Regions from separate parts of the Mus musculus genome. Here region 1 is linked to region 2. A link is a loop called in an ENCODE intact Hi-C map of the cell type or tissue named here. Cell type or tissue: left cerebral cortex. All regions are shown on one strand. Each heading gives the region's core, and the rest is flanking DNA. Links, peaks and the distances in the headings are about the cores only. Region 1 has its middle 13 kb from the start of Gm33951. Region 2 has its middle 17 kb from the start of Pik3ap1.

Region 1 (7,452 bases), core at 1,217-6,216, 56 kb after region 2:
CATCTGACTTCTTCCCAGTCTGAGTGGCAAATCTTTCCTTGCCTGACTCTTCCCCAGGGTTCCTCTATCCAGGTGTCCTACCTTACTATTCTGCCTTGTGCTATAGGCCATAGGCTTTTTTATTTTAACCAATTAGAAGGTGCCTTAGTCAGGCAAAGAAGGACAGGGACACATCTTCACAGAGTGTACAAAAACATCACTCTAACACTTCCATCTTTCTGTCTGCCCTTGAAATCCAAGACTTGCTGAGGATTGGATTATAAACTTTAATTTTTCAAAACCTACTTTTAATGATGGTGTAACACTCTGAGAGCCTTAACTTATCGGAAACCCCCTGAGTGGACAACTCAGAGTTGAGAATTGAGGAATTTTATTGTTCCAGCAAGCTGGGGTCGCCCTGCACACAAAGGAGAGAGAAGGACCACGCGCAGCCTGATTGGTGAGTTTTTATACAGTTTTCAGAGCAGCAGCCATTAGGCACAATGTGATTGGCAGAACAGTGTGACTTTTAAAAACTGATTGGTCTTTAGGGAATGAGGTGGCAAGGACTTTCCTTGTCTGCAGGTGGTCAACAGTCTCAGGATGTGTCTACTTGCTCTGGTCCACAGGTGGCCAATGGTCGATCCCATCCCGTGTCTGTCTGTCTGTGTCTGTCTGTCCGTCTGTCGTCCTGTGTCGTGTGTCGTGTGTCCCCCCCCCCCCCCCCCCCCCCCCCCCGCCTGTGGTCTGAGGAATGTAGTTAGCCTCTCCCTTCTGGAGGGGAGGGGTGCCTGTGTGCTCTCTGACCTTTCTCTTCCAGGAGAGGAGGGGTCTGGTGGAATTTTCCAAAGGTCCTGAATTGATCTCTTCAGTGGTTCTTAAATGCTTTAACCTCCCTTCTAGCCCAGCACCCACCAGAGGATACAAGGGATACAGGGGAAATGAACCTGTTTAGAAAATGTTCTTTAGTACAAATCCCATCAGCATTGGTCAGGAAATCAGCAGTTCAGTTCACAGGCCAGCAGTGGCAGCTCAATCCACTTGAAAATACTTCACGAATATACCAGCAGTCCAGTTCAGTCGAGACGGGATAGCAAGCATGAATCAGCAGCAGTGGCGTGACCCAGCAGAGACAGCCAGGCCTCAGTGTCAGCATGAGTCAGCAGGCCTCAGTGTCAGCATGAGTCAGCAGAAGGAATTCAGACCAGCAGGGAAGCCAGAAAAACATTCTCAGTTGAGCCTCTCTCAAGGAAGTAAGGATTGGCAAGGGCATGAGACCAAAGAAGCATTGCAGGAGCTAGTTCTACCAGCAAGCCCCTCTCACAGTCCCTTGAGTCCCTATTTGTACTCCCTCCAAATATCATGTGTCCTCCATGGGTCTTACCTCACATGTGTTGCCTCAGCATGTGAGTCTGTCTTAGCAAAACTCCTCCCTGTATCAGCTGACGTCACTCTGCCAATCGGCCAAGTCCTCAGAAGCTTCAAGAAGCCACAGCACACTACCAGAAATTTTTTGGTCTATTTCTTCTCTCTATGGAGTCATGACAAATGGAACTCAACTACAAAATGTAAGGCAGACCAATAAATGTGTGTTGTTATCGAAGAATCCTTCATCACGAGTTCTTTCACGAGTCTGCTTCAGCAAAATATCCTTTCACCTGTGTCTGCTTCAGCAAAACACTCCTTGTGTTTGTCCCAGCAAGACACCATTCAACGCAAATGACTTTCCAAACAACCCTTAAGTTTTCACTTCCTTTGATGGTCACAAGCTAACGGCTGGCAGCTCTCTGCTGACTGATAGATGAACACCTTCAAATCCTCGTTCAAGAGAATTTCCCTGTCTCTGTCCTTGGCCAGGGGATTGGCAGGACCCCACTGAATGTTATTTCTACATCCAGGCCAGAGATTCTGTCCTCCTGACCAGGAGTTTCCCCTTAAGAGGCCTTCATTGCTACTTTCTCATTGCTAAAGAGGAAACCCTAAATCATCTAGGACCCAGACCAAAGACCAGAGCTAGGCGGCAGAATCTGGGAGGAGATGACGCAGGTGAAGCTGTGATCACCATATATTGTATGGAAAAAACAGTTTCAATTAAAGTTATGGTAATAAAATAAAAAATAAGTCCCTAATTCTTTTGGCATCTTTGCTTTGGGAGGGATGAAACTACCAAGAGTCCCCAGGATGTTTCTGGCTTTCAATCAAGAAAGAAACGGGTTGCTTTTCTTTGGGGTCTTTTTATCCTAAACTGTCTAACCGATTTCTATCTCTTATACCATCTCCCTCCTTCTGAAGCTGTAAACCCAAATGGCATCACAGACTCAGGGTGATGACTGATCTGGCTTTTTCCAGCAGAATTGGGAGTGTTGGGTGACCACATTAGAATAGCCTTCAACTATGGTTATTAAACACGCAGAAGATCAGTTGCACTAGTCTGGAACTTTTGACTATTGTATACTGTTTGAAAAAACAGATAGTTCTAAATAAACTTTAGACATAGATTTTATAGATCTTAGTCAGTCCTTGTAATTATTGATCAACGGCATTAGAAACTTTAACGTATCATCTCTAAGTCTCATCTTTTATGTACCTTGAGGAACTCACTCACATCTTCATTACTTGCAAGTGATTTCCAGTCTTCTTTCCCATTCTGGAATCATCCAGTCGTCATCTTAATCTTCATATAAAAATAAATCACCCTTTACTAAAACAACAGCCATGCATATCTCCTTCTAACATCTTATTTTATTTACTTGTCCCCTTTCTTAATACCATGAGACATAAGGACATTAACAAAGAATTTGCTATAATTATAATTTCTTATAATACTGTAAGAAATTTCTTCCTGGGAGGTGGAGGGGCTAAGCAATGTTGTCTAAATTAATTGGGATTTATCATGTAATGAAAATGGGTGTGGGTTACTGACAGTATGTGGCCACCCAAAACCAGCTTCACTGGAAAGTCTCTATCCTGTATGTAGAAATAGTTTCCCATAGTTGCCTAAGTGGGGAATCTCCTGTCTCCATACCAGGCCTGTGCCTTCCTGGCTTGATTGTTCAGGAAGAGACCTTGGCAGGTCGCTGTGATGCTCCCTGCTAATGCAACACGCCTCTGCCAGTTTATAAAACACAGCAGTGGTGGGACAGGCTTTTAGTTCCGGCACTTGAGAAGCAGAGACAGATGGATCTCTGAGTTCGAGGCCAGCCTGGTCTATAGAGTGAGTTCCAGGACAGCCAGGGCTACCCAGAAGAAGGTCAACCAAAACCAAAAGAGCCTTTTGGTGTAATGTGATACCCCAGGCTGAATCCTGGATTTAACAAGGAAATTAGCAGTTCAATGAGAAGGTGAGGTCCAGTCTGGCAGTGTGGCTGCTTATGGTTAAAGCCATTTAAAGTAGTCAGGAGTTCAGTTAATAACTCAGTAAAACCTTCGTGCAAAGGGCGTGTCTTATAAGATGTGCTGATTAAAGCGGTGGAATGGTTTGTTTCTCCTTCACTTCCTAGGTGCCAATTCTTTCAAGACTAGTCCTAAACTAAGACTGTGAGGTCACAGACCCCAGCCAATGGGGGTAAAGACACCGACACCACCTAAGTTAGGATAAAAATGTGTTCCCTCTGTGTTCACTCTTCTGAGTGAGCCTGACTGATCAAGGATAGAGCTTCCCTTGTCTAGACACTTATGGTGCAGTGGTGATCTCTTTCTTGGAGACCCTAAACATATTTCTGGCAGCATCTCCTTCTTGAGATGAGGCCTCGTTCTGTAACCTTGCCTGGTCTCAAACTGGCTATTACCTGCCTTAGCCTCCTGGGATTACAGACACATGCAACCAAGATCAGCTTTATAATGTCTTCTTGTAGAGAATGTAATGAAGGTTTACCCTTAGTGGTGAATTCCTCTCCAAGACTATCTGTATCTGGTCTCCAAGAGGCCAGCTGACAGACCTCTGCATAAGACAGAAGCCCATGTGCCTTCCATGCCCAGCTCTGTCTGGCTTTCACCTTGAAGTTTCTGGAAATTTCTGACAGCTTCAGGATCTTGCCTCTTAGGACCCATGAAAATCAGCTCATCACAGAGTAAATGAAGGTTGTTTTTGCTCTTTGTTCAATAAGGAGGCACTTTTTATTTTTATGTTTTTCATTTTATCTATCTATCTATCTATCTATCTATCTATCTATCTATCTATCTACCCACCCATCCATTTTTGCTTATTTGTTTGAGACAGGGTCTTTCTATATGGTCCTGGCTGTCCTGGAACTCTTTATAGACCAGGCTCTCCTTGAACTCACAGGGATGGCCTCTCAAGTGCTGAGATTAAAGGTGTACATTGCTACTTCTTTTTTTGTTGTTGATGGTGGTGGTTTGTTTGTTTTTTTTTCCGAGACAGGGTTTCTCTGCATCGCCCTGGCTGTCCTGGAACTCACTTTGTAGACCAGGCTGGCCTCGAACTCAGAAATCCGCCTGCCCCTGCCTCCTGAGTACTGGGATTAAATGTGTGTGCCACCATACCTGGCTACATTGCTACTTCTAAAGGAAACTCAAATTCCTCAAATTCCAAAAGGCAGTCCAAATATCCAGAAATGAGGATTTCTGGCACTTAGAAGTCAGCATTCCTTAGGAATTTGTGAAACTGGTTCCTATCTACCAAAAGGAGTCATTTCTCTTACCTCTGGCAGAAGGGACACATGGCTACCTGTGGTACCTATTAGCATATCAAAGTCTATGCTGGTCTCTAGACTAACTCAAGTTCTCAAGCAACACACACACATTTCAAAGTGTACACCCTAGCCCTCCTAACCTTACCCTTCCTTACTCTAACCTCCCTCCAGCTCCTGGGCTGCTGCTCTCCACCAACTATTCATGCGCTCTCTCTCTCTCTCTCTCTCTCTCTCTGCTGCTGCTGCTGTTCTCTGCTCTTACTGTGTATTCTCTATTCTCTCTCCCCTGCTGTCCTCCCCATTTCTTGCAGATAGCCCTAGCCATGTCCAGTATGTTTACTTTTTCTCTCTGCTTTAGATTCTTCTAGACACCTCTGGCTATTCTTTCTCATATCTACAATAAAAATCTTCCTTTTAACTATACCATAGAATGGCCAGACATGTCATTAGTTTATACATATACTAGGCCTTGCTTTTATTAGGAAGAAAAAATATGAAAGTTTTGAAATGTACATTTTACTAAGGTTCAGTGAAGACATTTGAGTATTTTCTGTGATTTTTTTAAACCAAACTTTCCTTTTCTTTTTTAAAATAAGATTATTTTTGAGGCCCTCCTTTGGTGTTAGATGCTTCCATTCTGCCTAACTCAGATGCACTTTAGAAGCTCTCAGATATAACAATTGTAACAGAAATTTTCCATGGAAACAGCTTTTGATTGCTTCTTAGCTATAAATAGCTCTTTCCTAGTTATTCTTCTAAAAGGTGTTCCTTTCAGTCATCTGACACAGACTATAGTTTGTTTGCTTTCCCTAAAGGCTAGAAGAAAAGACCATGTGTTCAGGAAAATATAGGTTACCATAAAATATGATTCTAAGGGCTTGTGAAAAAAATATGGTTCTTTAAGGTCTTAGAAAATGAGGCATATTTCTTCAAAAATTAAAATAAATAAATTAAAAATAAAAATACAGGGTTAGAACTGGGGGAAGGGGAAATAAGCCAGTAACAGAGAAGAGCATCCTACTGCATTACTGTTGTTGTTGTTATTGTTATTATCATATTAAAAAGTTAGTAACTCGCCTTTGTCTTCTCCCAAGCCTGCCTGAAAATGTCATACTTCGGCCTGGAGACTTTCAACGAGAACCAATCTGAGGAGAACTTGGATGAAGAAAGTGTGATTTTAACGCTGGTCCCCTTTAAGGAGGAGGAGGAGCCAATTACAGACTACCCTACGCAATCAAATGTTTCTTCTTCAACCTTAGACCACACACCACCAGCCCGTTCTCTGGTGAGGCATGCTGGAATCAAACACCCAACCAGAACCATACCAAGCACCTGTCCTCCGCCCAGCCTGCCTCCTATTAGGGACGTGTCCCGGAACACTCTTCGGGAGTGGTGTCGGTATCATAACTTGAGTACGGATGGCAAGAAAGTTGAGGTCTATTTGAGACTTCGGAGACACTCCTATTCTAAACAAGAATGTTATATTCCCAATACATCTCGGGAGGCCAGAATGAAGCAGGGTCCCAAGAAATCCAAGATAGTCTTCAGAGGAATCGGGCCTCCAAGCGGGTGCCAAAGGAGAAAGGAGGAGAGTGGTGTCCTGGAAATTCTAACTTCACCTAAGGAGTCCACATTTGCAGCCTGGGCAAGGATTGCCATGAGAGCAGCTCAGTCAATGTCTAAGAATCGATGTCCTCTTCCGTCTAATGTGGAGGCCTTTCTGCCACAAGCCACTGGATCCAGATGGTGTGTTGTCCATGGCAGGCAGCTCCCTGCAGATAAGAAAGGTTGGGTTCGCCTGCAATTTCTTGCTGGACAGACCTGGGTTCCAGACACTCCCCAAAGGATGAATTTTCTCTTCCTGTTACCGGCCTGTATTATCCCAGAACCAGGAGTGGAAGATAATTTGCTATGTCCTGAATGTGTTCACAGCAACAAGAAGATCCTAAGAAACTTTAAAATAAGAAGCCGTGCAAAGAAAAATGCCCTACCCCCAAATATGCCGCCGTAGACAAGATTTTACTCTGATCTAAAGGGAATGGAAGAATATTCTGTGATCCCTATAATGGCTAAAAACAAACAAACAAAACAAAACAAACAAACAAAAACCTGGCTGTCAGTCATCAGAAGCCCCTCCTCCTGTCTCCCAGCAGAGTGGAGACTCTGTTGACAAATCAGCATCCATCTCTCTAACAACAGCCCGCTGCATTTTAACATCTCTGACTGACAGCTCCTCATGGCCTCGTGCTGGATTGGCTAAATGCTTAGCTACCTGAGAAATGATTCGGTTTTACTGGGTTTGTTTTGCTGTACTTTTTTTATATAAATTTTCTTGGCGGGGGGAGATGGGGAGCAGTTTCATATTAGCAAAGCAGAAAGTACTTTTTTAAAAAAATATATAATTTTTTTTGAGTATGGCTTTATCATGTAGCAACTCCAGTGGACCTGGAAATTCTAGGTAGACCAGACACGTGTTGGGTTTTACATGCCTGTACAATACCACCTAGCCAGTACTGATGTATGTTTGACTAGTATAGAGTTCATTGCTTGTGCTAAACAACCTGGGTGTTGACAAGTGTTTATAGAGTGCCATACATTTGAAATTATATAGTATGCTACCGTTCAGATTGGCTTTTACCTAGCAATATGCATGTGAGAAATATCCATGTCCTCGATTGATTTTTCTTAATGTTGAGATTCCATTGTCCAAGATGTACCTTATGAATTGATGCTATTACATGTGGATATCTGGTTGGTTTTTATATATCCAAGACAGGGTCTTTTGCAGCACAAAAAAAAAAAAAGTTAGTAACTGTAAAGA
Region 2 (7,452 bases), core at 1,431-6,430:
AATTCCCAGGATAAATGGCTCACAACCATCTTTAATGAGGTCTGGTGCTTCTTCTGGCCTGAAGGCATATATGCAGGCAGAACACTGTGTACATAATAGATAGATAGATAGATAGATAGATAGATAGATAGATAGATAGATAGATAGATAGATCTTTAATGTGTACTTATTGCAAGAGTCAGTAGGGCTAGCCTTGTCTAAGGGGTTAAGCATCTGGGGAGTTGAGCTCCCTGGATCCTGACTCTGTTGGCTGGAACTGGTAAAGACACAGGAAAGGGACTTGAAAATCCTATTTTTTACCCCCAGTTCCCCAGAAAAACATTTCCTTGAGAGGCACCAAGGAACTTCATGAAGCCAATGCTGGTGCCAATCTTTTTAGATCCACTGAGCAGTACAGTCTCCTTCTTGTGTTAGACTTGTGTTACAGTATTTGAGTAGATTAAAACTTCAGTAGTTTAAGTGTGTGTGTGTGTGTGTGTGTGTGTGAGAGAGAGAGAGAGAGAGAGAGAGAGAGAGAGAGAGAGAGAGAGAGAAAGGGAAAGGGGACAGGAAGGGGAGGGGGAGGGGAGGGGGAGGAAGGGGAGGGGGAGGAAGAGAGGGAGAGGGGGAGGGGAAGAGGGAGGGGGAGAGAAAGAATACTCCTTACAGAAAAATTAAAGTATAGCAAAGTTAAGTACAACAGCAAAACCCTGCAGTGCTCTTAGGCATCAGTAACCCCACAGCAACACCGTGCTTGGCCCCTGCAGGGACACAAGGCTTCAGCCTCTGGTCTTCAAGTCCAGAAGGTACAAACATCTGGAAATAAACCAGGTTGTTTTTGTTCTTGTTCTAAGTCTTTAATACATTTTTTAAAAGGTTCATTTTTATTATTTTTAATTATGTGTAGGTGGCTGTGTCTGTGTCTGAGGGGGGGGAGGGGTGCACATGAACACAGGAGCCCAAGGTGGCCAGGGGCATCGGGTCAGCAGGAGCTAGGGTTACAGATGGTTTTGAACCCAGAAGTCAGAAGAGTGGGCCTGAATACCTGAGAGAAGCATGTATCTCAAACCCCTGCCCCCCTACAACTCAGGTGATGTGTTGGAAGAAGGAGCAAAAAGAAGCTAAGAACTGCAAGATGGGAGGAGCTCTGTGAAATGACTTCAGGACATGACACAAAATTTGAACCTATGAAATCACAGAAGCTGTGACTACCTGCACAAGACCTGTACAAATTCAAGATTGCCATCATTCTATCATGGATGATGGAGAGACAATGGGGTCCCAGCCCTGGCTGAGGAACTATTGCAGTTAATGCCTGGTGAGGGGTGGGAAGTCACACCCCTGGTGGTGGTTTGAATATTGTTGGCCCCAGAAGTGGCACTATTAGTTGGTGTGGCCTTGTGGGAGAAAATGTGTCACTGTGGAAGTGGGCTTTGAGACCCTCCTAGCTGTCTGGAAGGTAGTCTTCTCCTAGAGGCCTTAAGATGAAGACGTGGAACTCTCAGCTCTGCCTGCACCATGCCTGCCTGGATGCTGCCATGCCCCCACCTTGATGATAATGGACTGGACCTTTGAACCTGTAAGCCTGCCCCGATTAAATGTTTTCCATTGCCAGGCAGTGGTAGCGCACACCTTAAATCCTAGCACTTGGGAGGCAGAGGAAGGCAGACTTCTAAGTTCGAGGCCAGCCTGGTCTACAGATGAGTCCCAGGACATCCAGGGCTATACAGAAAAACCCTGTCTCAAAAAAAAAAAAAATGTTATCCATCGAGTTATCCAAGAGTTGCCTTGGTCATGGTGTCTGTTCACAGCAGTAAAACCCTAACCAAGACACACACACACACACACACACACACACACTATGATATAGACACTGGCAAATTGTTCTTTCTTAAGAAAATAACCTCCCACCATGCTCATGCAAGGAATCCACCCTTCTAAAGACAGTAGGCCACCAACAAAGAGATGAAAACAGAAGCATTTGTTGGAAGAAAAGCAGTTTGGTGGGAGAGGAAAGGGAGATAAGAGAGGATAACGGGCAGGGAATACCAAAGCACAGCGCTGATTTATGTGCGTGGATGTATACAATTGTGAAATATGGGGCGATGAGAACACTCAGTGGTGAAGCACTTACCTCATAAGCCCGTTGACCTGAGTTCTATCCCTGGAACCTGTGTAAAGGTGGAAGGGGAGAGAACCGACCCTGCGGAGTTGCCTTCTGACCTCCATATGTGCTTTGTGGCAGGAGCATGCCTACACCCATCGTACACGTGTGGAATGATAATAAAGAATGTTTAAAAAAAGAAAGTATGAAATAAAAGTAGGTTTTTCTTTAGCCATTATGATAGCAACAAGATTGTTCTGAATCTACTGTATGGTGACTATTGTGGAGTGCCCACCAGAGAAGACCGATCCAACATGGGTTTAAGCCAACGGAAAGTCTTTATTAGCCAACCAGTGACTTCACTGGGTGTTCAGATTCCCAATGTATCCCTGAGCCTTTCTCAGGGTGAGCTTTTAAACACAAAAACCATGTCCTGGGTTGGCATACTTCAGTTAGCAAGAACAGTTAGCCAGAAATGGAACTACAGAAGCCAATAAACAGCGCTAGTACATTTAGTCTTTCCCAGAACTTTGGACTTTGATGGATTAGGTCTTTGTTTTTGTTTTGAATGGGGTTCTATCTCTGTGCTGAGTTCTACAGCCTGAATGGTACTTTTCATCACAGAGTCAGTTATGATAAGGGTCTGGGGGGCCTACTAAGATCTGGGGGCCTAACTATCACTAAGCACTTAGGTTTTTTTTTTTATTATATTTGAGTGTGTGTGTGTGTGTGTGCGTGTGTGCATATGGGCCACAGTACCAGAGTGGAGGTTAAATTTACTTGAGGTATATATCTCAATATTTTCCACAGGTTTGTATGGCATATAATTCCCACCATCCTCAAGACACAGAACATATTCATTCATCCTCATGTGCCTTCTTAAAGGTTTGCTTTTATTACTTTTATTTACGTGTGTGTGTGTGTGTGTGTGTGTGTGTGTGTGTGTGTGTGTGTGTGTGAGCATATGTCACATGAGTGTAGGTACCCAAGAGGCCAGACAAGCCACCCAACCTGAGTGCTAGGAACCAAATTCATATCCTTCAGAAGAATAGCAAGTGCTCTTACGTACTGGGCCATCTCTCCAGCCCCTTCACATGTCCTTCTTAAAGCCCATTCCTCTCTATCTGTGTCCAAAGGTAGCTATGAACCTCTTTGCCATTGAGATGAAATTGATTTTCTAGTTTTGTGTTAAGGGAACCACGTAGTGCATGCTGTTGTGTCTGCCCTCCACTCATCCATGGTGTGTGTGTGTGTGTGTGTGTGTGTGTGTGTGTGTGTGTGTGTGTGTGTCATTGGTTTGTGCCTTCTATTGTGCATTAGAATTGTTAGAGTATACCACAATTTTTTCAAGTGGGGGTACACATGTACAAATATCTGTGAGTTCAAAGCCAGCCTGGTCTACAAAGCAAGTGCCAGGACAGCCAGGACTGTTACACTGAGAAACTCTGTCTCAAAAACAAACAGAGAGTATACTATAATTTTTAATCTGATAAACATTTGGCTCATTTGCACTTGAATAAAACTACTATAACCATTCAAGTATGATTCATTGCTTAAACATGAGTCTTAACTTATCCAGGCTAAATGTGTGTATTTAGATAGCAAATAAAAAATGTTTCCCTCCCCCTCCCCCTCCCTCTCTCATTTGTTTGCTTTGGTTTTGAGGCAGGGTTTCTCTGTGTAGCCCTGGCTGTCCTGAAACTCTCTTTGTACACCAGCCTGGCCTACAGACTCACAGAGATCCACCTGCCTCTGCCTTCCGAGTGCTGGGACTAAAGGCATGCCACAACCCTGCCAGATCTGGTTTTTTTAGAGACTACTGGATGCCTAAAGCTGATGAAGCAGGAAGTGAGGGAGGGATCAAGGAAGTTAGTATCAAAGTTACCCTGCAGAGTGTCTCTGGATATGCAGTGCTTCTACGTGTTTTAGACCATGGAATATCATCTCCAGATTCTCACTCCAGACTGTCTCCAGAAAATGCCGAATAAGGAAAAACCCTAAGCCAGTGGTTCTCAACCTTCCTAATGCTGTGACCCTTTAATAGAGTTCTTCATGTTGTAGTGACCCCAGCCATACATTTTTTTCATTGTTGCTTCATAACTGTAATTTTGCTACTGTTACAAATTGTAATGTAAATATCTGTGTTTTCCAATGGTCTTAGGTGACCCTTATGAAAGGCCAGGTTGACCCCCAAAGGGGTCGCTACCCACAGGTTGAGAACCACCACGCTAAAATATCCCCGGAAGAGGAAGTGGACGAGAAGTGATCAGCTGAGAGAATCCTTACTTTGTCTTCGATGTTTGCCAGAAAAGGGGACCTTAAGGCTTAATCCCTTCCTCCCTGAAGCCTTTACCACACATCCCAGATGAAGAGGAAGTTCTGTCAAAAGGGGAAGGACTACTAGCGGTGATAACCCACACGAAACCAGATTAAAAGTAACAACAGGACATTGTAGCCAGTTGACTGCACTGGAACTTCCAGATGGCAGGCACAGCCCAGGGCAGCTGTGGGGTCTGCTGGGCTAAATCATTCCAATCCACTCTCTGGTGGACCCAGCATGTGCTGCCTGACCGCTTTAGAATGACTCGTGGCCCAGCAGCAGGACTCTCCAGAGTCCTCAGGACACATGAGAAAGAGCATCTCTCTGTTAAAAAAAAAAAAAAAAGGAAAGGAAAGGAAAGGAAAGGAAAGGAAAGGAAAGGAAAGGAAAGGAAAGGAAAGGAAAGGAAAGGAAAGGAAAGGAAAAAGCCAAGCATATGGTCGAGGAGTAGAAAACATCCCTCTCAAAGCTCAAAGGGTCTCTTGAGTGTGCGATCTCGTTAGATCAAAGGGGAATGGACCAGAAGGAACAAAAGAGAAGACTTTACTGAAAGGTCTCTTTGAGAAATGCAACCACCGGGCGCAGAGGCAGGCGGATTTCTGAGTTCGAGGCCAGCGTGGTCTACAGAGTGAGTTCCAGGATAGCCAAGGCTATACAGAGAAACCCTGTCTTGAAAAAACAAACAAACAAAACAAAACAAAAACGAGAAATGCAACCAAAATAAAGGGAATGTAATTAACCCGACCTTCCTTTGCTGAAGGGATGAGCAACAAGAGAGCGCAGCCAAACAGCAGGAGCTGATGCAGTCACTAAAGACAATGCCAGAGACCATCATCCATTCAGCTGAGATAGTATGTGACAATCATTCATTCAACACACAGAACAGAAACAATGGACTGGACAGTGGGCTCAACCGCATCCCACTCCTCCATCCCTGAGAATAAGAAGGATAGTTTCCTACCTCACAGAGATGTGACAATATTTCATTGATTCTACATCCTCTTTTGCAGAAAAAAAATATTGATGTATATACTTTAAATAAATTGATTTCATGTATGTAAATGTCTCCAAAAGTTGATTTAAAATAGAATATGTTGGCAGGCGGTGGTGGCACATGCCTTTAATTCCAGCACTCAGGAGGCAGAAACTGGAGGATCTCTAAGTTTGAGGACAACCTTGTCTATAGTGCAACTTCCAGGACAGCCAGGTCTATATAGAGAAACCCTGTCTCAAAGAAAACAAAATGAAAATAGAATATTAAAAACAAACGAACAAACAAAAAAGAAAGAATATCAAAGAAAAAGTACATAAAGAAAAATACATGAAGCCAGGGTTGTAAAATGTTGCCACTTTTTATAAATGTTTTCAGTCATTTCAACTTACTCCCATTTATATTAAAACTATGTGACAAGATAGAGAGACAGCTCAGTGGTTAAAGGCACTGGCTGGCTGCTCCTCCAGTGGACCTGGATTCTATTCCTAACATACACCTAACAGTTCACAATCTTCTGTAACTTAATACCCAGGAGATCTGATGCTCTGTTCTGGTCTCTGTGGACATCAAGCACAAATGTGGTTCACAGATAGCCATGGAGATAAAACACCCAGTGCACATAAAATAAATTAATTACTTTAAAAAAATAAATAAAATAAAATAGGGATAGGAGTGGGGCTGGAGAGATGGCTCAGCAGTTAAGAGCAATGACTATTCTTCCAAAGGTCCTGAGTTCAAATCCCAGCAACCACATGGTGGCTCACAACCATCCGTAATGAGATCTGACACCCTCTTCAGGTGCATCTGAAGACAGCTACAGTGTACTTAGAGATAATAATAATATAAAATCTTTTAAAAAAAAACACTGGCTGATGCTCTTCCATAGGACCTGGGTTCAATTCCTAGTACCCACATGGCAGCTCACAACTGTCTGTAACTCCAGTTACAAGGGACCCAACACCCTCACACAGACATACGTGCAATCAAATTACCAGTAAATATAAAATAAAAATAAATTATAGAAAAAACCTATGTAAAACAAACAAACAAAAACTATGTAATAGTAATGTAGTGTGGCACATTTTAAATTCTAGCCATCAGGAGACAGAGGCAGGAGGATCTCTGCGAGTTGGAGGGCAACTTGGTCTACATAGGGAATTCCAGGTCAGCCAGGGCTACACAGTAAGACTTTTCCTCAAACTACACAGACAAGGTGCACACTCCTTTAATCCCAGCATTCAGGAGACAGAGGCAGGTGGATCTCTGTGAGTTTGAAGCCAGCCTGCTCTGCATAGTGAGTTCCAAAGCAGCCAAAATGACACAGTGAGACCCTGCCTTTAAAAAAAAATTGTATAAAGCAACTATATGATAAATATTAGAAAGGCTATTGCATAAAATGTTCCATTAATAAAGAAGTGTAACCCCAAGCTTATTTCAGTAGATGTTATGAAGGTAATGATGGATATAAAGATTTACATGCTGGAAACTAAGGAGTGAGCAAAAACTGCAGTTAACAGAGAGTATCTTGTACAGTGGTGAAGTAAACATGCCCATTACAAGTGGCTGATAGCCCGGGTCCCTCTGAGACCAGTCTGTGCAGGTCAGCTCTCGGACTGCAGAGAGTGAGTGAGCAGACTAGTCCCTGAGGGATCCGGCACCCAAGATGGCTCCCCAACCTGCTCTGGCAGAGCCCTTCCAGGCAGATACCTCTGTGCACCTTCCCTGCAAGAGGAGAGTTTGCCTGCAGAGAGTACTCTGACCACTGAGACTCAGGAAAGAGTTGGACTCCCAGGACTGCTGACAGAGGCTAACAGAATCACAGGAGGAACAAGCTCCAGCCAGAGACAACTATAACAACTAACGCCAGAGATTACCAGATGGCAAAAGGCAAATGTAAGAATCTTACCAACAGAAACCAAGACCGCTCACCATCATCAGAACCCAGCAATCCCACCTCAGCCAGTCCTGAATACCCCAACACACCCGAAAAGCAAGATTCGAATGTAAAACCATATCTCATGATGCTGGTAGAGGACTTTAAGAAGGGCATTAATA

Evidence for each region. Hi-C counts contacts between places; a loop is a spot of excess contacts. Peaks named below come from ENCODE experiments on the same cell type or tissue, not always from the same donor. Only the 100,000 strongest peaks of a DNase experiment are listed, where the experiment ranks them.
Region 1: it touches region 2 in a loop (2.0-fold over the local background); 1 of 42 quality-filtered maps calls a loop at or near these places.

Annotation. Positions count from the first base shown.
Region 1 is chr19:41,454,077-41,461,528 of GRCm38, forward strand. It overlaps the pseudogene Gm9788. Among named protein-coding and RNA genes, the nearest start is that of Gm33951, 13 kb to the left of the region's middle. In left cerebral cortex, for the core only: no CTCF peak of the experiment used is centred there; no DNase peak of the experiment used is centred there.
Region 2 is chr19:41,398,304-41,405,755 of GRCm38, forward strand. No RefSeq gene overlaps it. Among named protein-coding and RNA genes, the nearest start is that of Pik3ap1, 17 kb to the left of the region's middle. In left cerebral cortex, for the core only: no CTCF peak of the experiment used is centred there; a DNase peak (open chromatin) is centred at 4,502.